2 separate regions of the Homo sapiens genome follow, and region 2 is linked to region 1. The links are chromatin contacts, found by Hi-C in ENCODE. All regions are on one chromosome and are shown on one strand. The core of a region is the stretch at or near the end of the contact, and the rest is flanking DNA. Distances in the headings are between cores, read along the strand shown. Region 1 holds the start of SPMIP4 (sperm microtubule inner protein 4). Region 2 holds the start of SNX10 (sorting nexin 10).

Evidence for each region. Hi-C counts contacts between places; a loop is a spot of excess contacts on that map. Pooled maps may share reads with other maps.
Region 2: a pooled map shows a loop between it and region 1 (8-fold over the local background). The contact joins the promoter of SNX10 here to the promoter of SPMIP4 in region 1. A Hi-C loop is called at or near these places in 4 of 50 pooled maps.

Annotation. Positions count from the first base shown.
Region 1 is chr7:25,177,313-25,182,227 of GRCh38, reverse strand. SPMIP4 (sperm microtubule inner protein 4) reads left to right here and starts at 1,874. Exons shown (of 10, transcript NM_138811.4): 1 at 1,874-2,566; 2 at 2,896-3,053. The coding sequence starts at 2,920. All of the region lies in intron 1 of LOC124901603 (a long non-coding RNA gene), which reads right to left. It overlaps LOC124901602 (a long non-coding RNA gene), which reads right to left. Exons shown (of 2, transcript XR_007060260.1): 2 at 4,597-4,915. RefSeq lists silencers at 1,639-2,028, 2,089-2,368.
Region 2 is chr7:26,290,453-26,295,367 of GRCh38, reverse strand. It overlaps SNX10 (sorting nexin 10), which reads right to left and starts at 3,506. Exons shown (of 7, transcript NM_013322.3): 1 at 3,282-3,506. RefSeq lists an enhancer at 1,472-1,521 and silencers at 3,013-3,092, 3,243-3,482.

The sequences.
Region 1 (4,915 bases), core at 625-3,124:
AGCCAGTTTCACCTAATACACAACTCTGTCTCCAGCAGGATCTATTCCTCTAGGCTTAGTGGGTGGTAACTACTGGAAGGTCGGCAGAGGTGCAGGAACTAAGAAATAAACCAAGACTACAAAATTACCACTGTGCCTACTTCAATACACCTTTCTTCCCCCACTCCAGGTAACACTCACATAGAAGGCACAGCACAAAATGAATGCCCACTGGTTGGTTAGTAGAAAGTTGTAAAGTAGGCAGAGAATAGCAAAGGCACCATCATACTGTTACCAAGCAAAGGAGGCTCGCTGCCCGAGGCACTAGAAGTCAATACTATAACACTGGGTTTTTGATAAAATAAAAACTTTTATTGCATGTCAACCAACAAAGAAATAGGAAGTCCAGCTCAAATCTGTCTCCCTGTGCTGGCTTTAGGACAATTATTTTATTAGAAATGGTTTTGAGTGTGGATTCTGGGATTAGCAGGTGCTTGGTGGAAGGAAAGAGGAAGTCTGGAAAGTCCTTGCGCATGTGCTCTTATTTCTTCATGCTACCTAAGGGTTCCACGTGCAAATTCAGTGAGGAGTTAGTATGAAACATGGCAGTAGAAATTCAGCTGTAAGGTCAGCAAGCTGGATCTGTGCAGACTCTAGTTGGCCTTATATGTTCCAGTGGATTTCAGCCAGTTTTATTAACCTACAAGCCCAGGCATTTCAGCATTTCAGCAATTTGTTTCTTTTATCTGCCATCCTGTAAACTCAAGAATTTCTATGACTGTTTTCTTTAACTCTTTGGCACACAGTTTCAACGCCCTTCTTCTCAGAGGTGGTCATTCTCACCCTCACCTTCTGGTTCCTGCAGGCTCATTTCTAGCCTCCCACACTGTATTAGTCTTTTCTCACAATGCTGTAAAGAACTGCCCAAGACTGGGTAATTTATAAACGAAGGAGGTTTAGTTGACTCACAATCTCACATGGCTGCGGAGGCCTCAGGAAACTTACAATCATGGCAGAAGGCCACGGAGAAGCAGTTACCTTCTCCACAAGGGGGCAGGAAGGAAAAGTGCTGGGAGAAGGGAGAAGAGCCTCTTATAAAACCATCAGATCTCGTGAGAATTCACTCGCTATTACGAGAACAGCATGGGGGAAACTGCCCCCATGATCCAATTACTTCCACCTGGTCTCTCCTTTGACAAGCGGGGATTATGGGTATTACAATTCAAGATGAGATTTGAGTGGGGACACAAAGCCTAACCATATCACACATATACACACAACCTAACCTCCTCACATCCCATTCCTTGATGGGGTGGCAGGTGGCGAGGGGGGGGTGACATCCCTTATTGTCAGCCATCACAGGAACTCATGACCCTGTAGGTGCAGATTCATGGCTCACATTTGTATCTTTTGGGGAAAACTGAGGTAATCAAGGTGGGGCTAGGCCCTGGGGACGAGGCAAGTAAAGGACTTTGCCATGTCCGCACCCACCAGGGAAGGAGCAGAGACTCTGTTAGGGCGCCATGCCAGGGGCTGCAGTTTCAGAATCCTGCAGACTCCACCCTCTATCTGGCCACACTGTCCCCAATTTTTGCGAGGTGACCTGGGGAGGGAGGACAGGTCGGATGCTCCGACCTCACCAGGGACTCCACTGGACCGGAGCTCTTCCTCCTCCGCCCAGTCCACATGAGAGAGCTCCCTGGCCGGCCCTGAGACAGCTCCAGACCTGGTAGCCCTGGAAAAAGAAACTGGTATCGCCATCGCCGCCGCCGCTAGAGGGCGCCTGGGGGCGGGGCGCGGGTGGGGCAAGGCGGGGTCCGACTGGAGGCAGGGCGGTGAGCCGAGAGGGGCGGGGCAAGGGACCGGGAGGCGGGGCCAGGGGTCGCAAGGCGGAAGAGCCCCTCTCGCCTCCGACCCGGCGCCTCGCACTCCGTTCACTCTCGGTTCCTCTTCGCATTCTTGCCAGTCCCGTAGCGCTGGGCTGGTTTCCTCCGAGGTCTCTAAGAGCCTCCTACTGCGCCCCGCTCGCCGCCCGGAAGCCCCCAGCCCCTCAAGGACGCATCACCTAATGCCGCGGTCACGGCCACCGTCACAAGCGCCCCCAGCCCCACCCCACCCCGGCCTGCCCGCCGTCCTTCTCCCGCCCCCGCCCCTGCCTGCCAGCTCCACCGGGCCGTAGGTGCGGACGACCTCAAAATTCCTCGGCCCGCGAAGGCCGCCAGCTGCGGGGAGGGGAGGGGAGGCGCGGTCCCGCAGCGCCCCCAGGCTCATGTCCCAGGTATGTCCAGACCCCCGAGGCACCGCTTGCAGGGCAGTGACAGCCCGTGAGGCTCGGCCTCGACCCCTGGCACCCTTGGTCCCAGCTACGCCGGCTCCTGGCCTTCCCCCAAGTCCGAGAGAGAGGTGGGATTCTCCCCGACGCAGTTGGAAACCGGGAATCCCCTTTAGGGTCCCGTTCGTGCTGCACTACTGACTCCACCATCTGCAAAGGGATTCTTGTCCAGAATCCCCGAAGGCTTTAGGACAGCGCTTATTTTGTTGAATGAAGAGTCTCTAATTTTCGGAAAGACCACAGGCTAAAAGTCAAGTGAGTTTTCTTGAATAGTTATAGTTAAATTTAAGGCAGGAATTGAATGTCAGTTGATGGCCACAAAGTAGCGGACTGGTACGAACCTACTGGATGATCATTCTGGTGACTACTTGGAGGCACCGTCCACTTTGTGGATTTGTTTCAGTTGAAATTTATTTCCATAGAACTTATTTAGGTCTCTATTTATTACTGATTTGACGGCTTTCAGTGCAGAGGGAAGCCTGTGACGTCTGTGCAGCGTCAGGTTGAACAATTTAGCAGTGTAAAATGTGTTTTCTGCCTGCCTTGACTCGACAAGCCAAATGTGCCCTCCTTTTCTTTTCCAGGTTGTGCCTTTTTAGCCAAGAAGCATGGAAGTCATTCACGGCAGGCCCTACTGTTGCAGGGAGCTTGAAGGAGCTGACATACTGTCCAACACCTTTTACTCTAATGAATTGCACAACCCCCTCCAGACGGTTACTCGCCCAACTGCCTCAGAGGACAGGTAAAACAAAAACTAGAAAAAGCAAACAAGAAAAAGCAGTTTTAATGTATTCGTGTATTTTATTATGTGAGGAAAAACATTTATTGTTCTGGGGCTCTTCTGTTTCTTGTTTGTTTGTTTGTTTGTTTGTTTTTGAGACGGTGTCTCGCTCTGTCGCCCAGGCTGGAGTGTAGTGGTGCGATCTCGGCTCACTGGGACCTCTGCCTCCCAGGTTCAGGTGATTCTCCTGCCTCACCCTCCAGAGTAGCTGGGATTACAGGCATGCACCACCATGCCCAGCTAATATTTTTGCATTTTTAGTAGAGACAGGGTTTCACTATGTTGGCCAGGCTGTTCTCAAACTCCTGACCTCAAATGATCCACCCACCTCGGCCTCCCAAAGTGCTGGGATTACAGGCGTGACCACTGCGCCGGGCCGGGGCTCTTCTGCTTATCATATAATAGGGAAGGCAAAACGTGGCAATTATCTGAACCTTCAAGTGTCTGTAAGGAACTCGAGAAGTAAGTGGCTGTCTACTATAAAAGCCACACATCAAATTCATCCACTACATTCTAAAATCTTAGAATGGTCCGTTCCTTCATTGGGAAATTAATATGTTGTAAGCAAAGACTTTTATAAATAGTACTGTATTGGTTCCCTAACATGCCCTTCTACCATCTGCCCAAAAATACTCCCAGAATTTGCTGCTTATACTTGTGTAAATTTTTGCTTCACCAAATTCCCTGTAACACATTAATTATACATTATGATTTAATTTATGAAAAGCAGTTTGGTGATTTCTCAAAGAACTCAAAACAGAATTACCATTTGACCCAGCAATCCCATTATTGGATTCTAAGTTGTTCTTATAAGTTGTTCTATCAAAGGAATATAAGTTGTTCTACCATAAAGACACATGCACAAGTATGTTCATCACAGCACTATTCACAATAGCAAAGACATGGAATCAGCATAAATGACCATCAGTGGTTGACTGGATAAAGAAAACATGGTACATATACACCATGGAATACTATGCAGCCATAAAAAAACGAGATCATGTCCTTTGCAGCAACGTGGATGGAGCTGGAGGCCATTATTCTAAAGCAAACTAACACGGGAACAGAAAACCAAATATCACCTATTCTGACTTATAAGTGGGAGCTAAACATTGAGTACACATGGAGACAAAGAAGGGAACCACAGACACCAAGGCCTACTTGAGGGTGGAGAGAGGGAGGAAGGTGAGGATCAGAAAACTACCTCTTGGGTACTATGCTTATCACCTGGGTGACAAAATAATTTGTACACTGAACCACTGCAACATGCAATTTACCTGTATAATGAACCTGCATATGTCCCCCTGAACCTAGAAAAAAAGTTTAAAAAAAAAAATTACAATGAAAATAATTGCACCTATCTAGTGATTACTGTGTGTCAGCACTCTACCAAATGCTTTGTATGTAGTAATTCTTTTAATCCTCATGACAACCCTATAAGTACTACTGTTATCTGCATTTTACATATGAAATAACAGATACACACAAGTAATTTGCCAAGATCTTAGTGTCAGCATTTCCTGTATTGTATTTACTTGAATCATTTTGAGAAAAGGAAAAGGAAAAAACACCTCAAAACACCTGGACAGTGAAAAAATAGCCTGAGTGGTTGTCTACTTGTTTTGTGTTTTTTGTTTTTTTGTTTTTTTTTTATTAGACGGAGTCTCACTCTGTTGCCAGGCTGGAGTGCAGTGGCACAATCTCGGCTTACTGCAACCTCCGCCTCCTGGGTTCAAGCAATTCTCCTGCCTCAGCCTCCTGAGTAGCTGGGACTACAGGCACACACCACCTCGCCCAGCTAATTCTTTTGTATTTTTAGTAGA
Region 2 (4,915 bases), core at 2,257-4,756, 1.1 Mb before region 1:
AAATCAGGCTGGCCACAGTAGCTCACACCTGTAATCCCAGCACTTTGGGAGGCTGAGGTGGGTGGATCACTTGAGCTCAGGAGTTCAAAACCAGCCTGGGCAACATGGCAAAACCCCATCTCTACAAAAGTATCAAAAAAAAAAGTAAAAATGACATCATATATTTGAAAGGGGTTCACAGATCTGATAAAGACTATTTCCCTGTCCCCAGAGGCAAGATCACTGAGGCCTAGCACAAGATTTTAAAAATAACAGAGACTACAATAGAAATACATACTGAATCACAAAGCCTTGAGTAAAGTTGAATCACTTGTAGAACTAAAAGCATCTCTTCTGCAGAAACTGGGAGCAAGGAGTAGTTACTTAGGGAAAAATAAATGTAAGTATCAATAGGAGTTGCCCTTGACTGAAGCCTGGCTAAGCCCTTTACATTCGCAGGTGGGTGGCTGAGAGTTACTACTGATTCCAGACCCAGGCTCCTAGTTCAAATTTTGGCTCTCGCATTACTAGTTGTTTGACCTTGGGCTTTGTGCCTCAGTTTCCACATCTGTAAAAAGAAAGAAGAAGGGGAGAAAAACAATACCTATCTCAAGGGTTGTTAACGTACTTAGGACACTTGTAACAGGGCCTACCACACAGTAAGCCCTAGATAACTATTAGCTTATAACAGAAATCTGACACACATTTGTTGGGTAGTTAAAACTGTAAGCTGAGTTTAGAGAAATCATAAATACTCTGATGGCTTAGTTTCCCCAGAGGTAAACTGAAGACAGTAACAGAATCTGCTTCATAAGTCTGTTGTGATGCTTAATGAGACTGCCACATAAAAACTCTTTCACAATGCCTGGCCCATAATTAAGTGCTCGATAATGTCACGATGCCTGGAATATAGTAAGCACTCGATAAATGTCAGCTGTTGTATTAACAGTTCTGGGAAGCAAAGATTACCATCACCCTTTTTTATTTCTGAATAACAGGCAACTCAGAGAGTGTTAAGTGCCCCGCCAACAAAACTATACTTAGAAAATTATTATACCAAGATTTCAACTCAGATGGGTCTGGAATCACAAGTTCTAACCACTACACTATATACCTTCCTCTTTGAACAGGGCTTAGAGAACAGAAGAGCTAATTCATACCTACCAGATTACTAAGAAAAAGATGTTTGGAGATAACAATGCTAAATTTGGGGGATTCCCCACAGAGTCAACCATGAGCTTGGCCAAAAGCCCTTCTCCGCCATGCTAGGAAATGAAAATCTGCATAGACTGGCCCCTGTTCTCAACCAGTTGTCTGCCTTTCACCAAGTGGTTGTGAAACCACAGCCCTGTCACTAAAAACGGAAAAAAGAAGTTATTTTCCCCAGTAACTTAACGAGCAAAATGAAGCCTTAAAATGAAAGTAGTGATCCTAGGGCTGAGAAAAGATATCCACTGCTCCAAAGCCCAGCAGAATTGCTGTAGAACACCAACGTTACTCTTTGATTAACATACTTTTATTTTTTTTAATGAACGTGCTTATTTCTATTACTTTAGGTTACCTAACTCAGGGGTCCTTCCCATTAGTAAAATAAGAGGAAGTGTGTACCAGCCTGGAGGGGAGACTCCCTGGTGGGGCACAGTGTCAGCCTGAGCAAGTCCCACTGTCAACACTGATGTCCTCCCCAGTTAAATGGTAATCAAAAGTGAGAATGAAATGGACTGGTAGAAGAAACAGGACGACCAGTTGAGTCCATGCTAATCACTGATATTTCACATCTTCACACAGTTTCTTCTAAATGTATTTTATTTTTGTATTTTTATTAAAAACTGCCCTATCAGTCAATCTCAAGTCTACCCTTCCTTTAAAAAATAGTAATAAAAGGCCGAGCGCAGTGGCTCACCCCTGTAATCCTAGCACTTTGGGAGGCCGAGGCAGGTGGATTGCTTGAGCTCAGGACTTCCAGACCTGCCTGGGGCAACATGGCAAAACCCTGTCTCTACAAAAAAAATACCGAAGTTAGCCAGGGGTGTGGTGGCCCGCACCTGTGGTCTCAGCTACTAGGGAGGCTGAGGTGGGAGGATCACTGAAGCCTGGGAGGTGGAGTTTGCAGTGAGCCAAGATCGCACCACTGCAATCCAGCCTGGGTGACAGAATAATACCTTGTCTCAAAAGAAAAAGAAAAAAGTAAATAATATTAAGAATAATGAAGGTCCAGCTATGTACCTACCTTAGGAATAGGCATCACTGGAAGTGATGGCAGAGGCAAGGCAGGAGTCCCTGACCTCACCTCCATTCTCTCACTGAGGAGCCCCTGCAGAAGCTGGTCAACTATCCAAGCAGTCCCTGCTTCTTCCTGGCGAAGGCCTCAGCCTCCAGCCCAGCCCCCTCCTGGGAGAGGAGGGGGAGCTTATGCAATCCAAACCCAGTTCCCAGGCCCCAGAGGTGGACATAACTCCGGGGTGGAAGTCAGAAGCCTGCCAGGTTGTAGGCCTGGTTCTGCTCCCATCTGGCTGAATGATCCTGGTCCCAACACTCAGCGTCCCTCGGCCTTAGCCTCCCTGTCTGTAAAATGAAAGGTTTGATGGAGATCATGTGCAAGCCTCCTCCCCGTTCTAATTTTCTGATACCATCATTTTTAACGTGTCTTGTAGAGATAGAAGCCCTTCCTTTCAGCAGGACATGTTGCTCCCCATTCCGTGACGATCCCCCTCAATAATCCGTGTAATTTGAGAAAAGTATGATGCATCGGAACTGAAAAACAGGCTGTTGCTTTCCTGGTCACCAAATCTGATAATCAGTCAATTATATGGATTTTCCCCTGGGCCTTCTCCCTCAATCCCACAATCCCACGAATAAACCTGCCTACCCCTCCCAATTCCTCAACTCAAGGCTACCCGTTAATGAATGAATAAAAAAATAAATAAATAAATTTTAAAAACCACCTCCCCACCCCCTTCTACCCGGCCTGGTGTAAGGTGCCACAGCACTTCTTCCGTAATCTAGAATCCACCTCTGCCCCACCCTCTCCCCGGGGTGTCTTTTTAGCCAAGAATCCCTGGATCGACGCGCTCCATCTCCCCGCTCTACCGCGCTGATCATTTCTCCCTGCCCGGCACACCTCGGCTGAAAAGGAGGCGGCTCCTCTGCTCCAAGCCCAAGGGACCCAAACCTCTTTCCAGCCCGCAAGGGTGCGGGCACCTGGGAACAGCGGGAAGGGCCCGCGCCTCTGGAAAGAAGGGCCGCCGTCCCCACCTGGGCGGTGCAGGGGAGGCCCCCTCAGCGGGTCTCTTGTCACTTACGGGCGGCTCCTCCGGGCAGAACAGAGCAGGGCCGGGCCGAGCCGGGCTTGCGGGCCGCGGAGTTTGCTGACTCAAAGGCGCGCGGCGGCAGCGGCGGCGGCGAGCGCCCAGGAGCGCACACGAGCGCAGCCCCGCGCTCCCCGCGCTCCCCGCGCTCCCCGCGCACGTAGCGGCCCCGCGCCCGCGCTCAGCGCCAGCCGTCCGCCTGTGGGCGCCGCGCCTAGTGCTTCCGCCGCCTCCGCGCAGCCCAGCCCAGGTGCGCCCCCACCCTGCAGAGCTAGCCTCCTGCTTCCTGAAATTGAGTTAGGGAGGAAATGCCCCCATTAGTCCGGACGTTGAGGCTGGAGGTGCTCCAGCGGCACCCTTCGGAATTCGCCACCTGAGTCACCTTAAGCTTCCTAACCCTGACCCCACAGTTATGGGGAGGATTGCCGATGGGGAGGAGGACGGATAAATAACGTGATAAACAAGAATGGCAGAATGTTCATAGCATCTAGGTGGTGGGCTATGGTGTTTATATAAAATTATTTCAGTTTTTGTCTATGTTTGAAATGTCTCAATAAAACATTTGGGGGGAAAGCTAATGAGATCTGCCAAGGGACCTGACTGAGGAAAGCATTTCCCAAATGGCACCTGAGGCTGGGTCCCCACACCTGTTTGCATGGGAAACCACAATCATCACTTAAACTGCTAATAAGTGACTGAATGACACAGAATAATAAGCATAGCCTAATATTTCATTTTTCAAGCATGAATTTTCCCATTAGATACAGCTTGTCGCTGATCATCCTCCAGGGACCATTCCAGGCCCACCTGAAAACGCATCTGTTCACCACACCTACATTAACTCCCTAACAAAACGTATAAATATACAATGTTGTGTCTTAACATCTTGGATCTTGAAGTTGTATTGCTGAACCCTCAATCACTGGTATTTAATTTCCTAAAATTGCACCCAAGTCATGACACACAAGTGAATGCAACCATGATCACTTTTGAAAATCAAATTAAGCTGGTGTGGTGGCTCACGCTTGTAATCCCAGCACTCTGGGAGGCCGAGGCGGGTGGATTACAAGGTCAGGAGATGGAGACCATCCTGGCTGACATGGTGAAATGCCGTCTCTACTAAAAATACAAAAACTTAGCTGGGCGTGGTGGCGCGCGCCTGTAATCCCAGCTACTCGGGAGGCTGAGGCAGGAGAATAGCTTGAACCCGGGAGGCAGAGGTTGCAGTGAGCCGAGATCATGCCATTGCACTCCAGCCTGGGCGACAGAGCAAGATTCTGTCTCAAAAAAAAAAGAAAGAAAATCAAATTAAAGTGTATTTTTTATATTCTTGTCCCTATGCTCCGCAAAGAAAAACATTGAGTAGAAAACAAAATGCAGCATGTATCTAAGATCCTAAGAGATTCTGTAAAATTAAAATCTTTCTGAACTTATTGTCAAGAGCATGACTTTACAGCTGTAGACAAAGCAGCAACAAACCCTTGGAGAGTCTACTGAAAGTCATTTGAATATCTGTTAGAATTTTGACCCTATTAAGACTGGTAACTTGGGCCGGGCGCGGTGGCTCACGCCTGTAATCCCAGCACTTTGGGAGGCCGAGGCGGGCGGATCACGAGGTCAGGAGATCG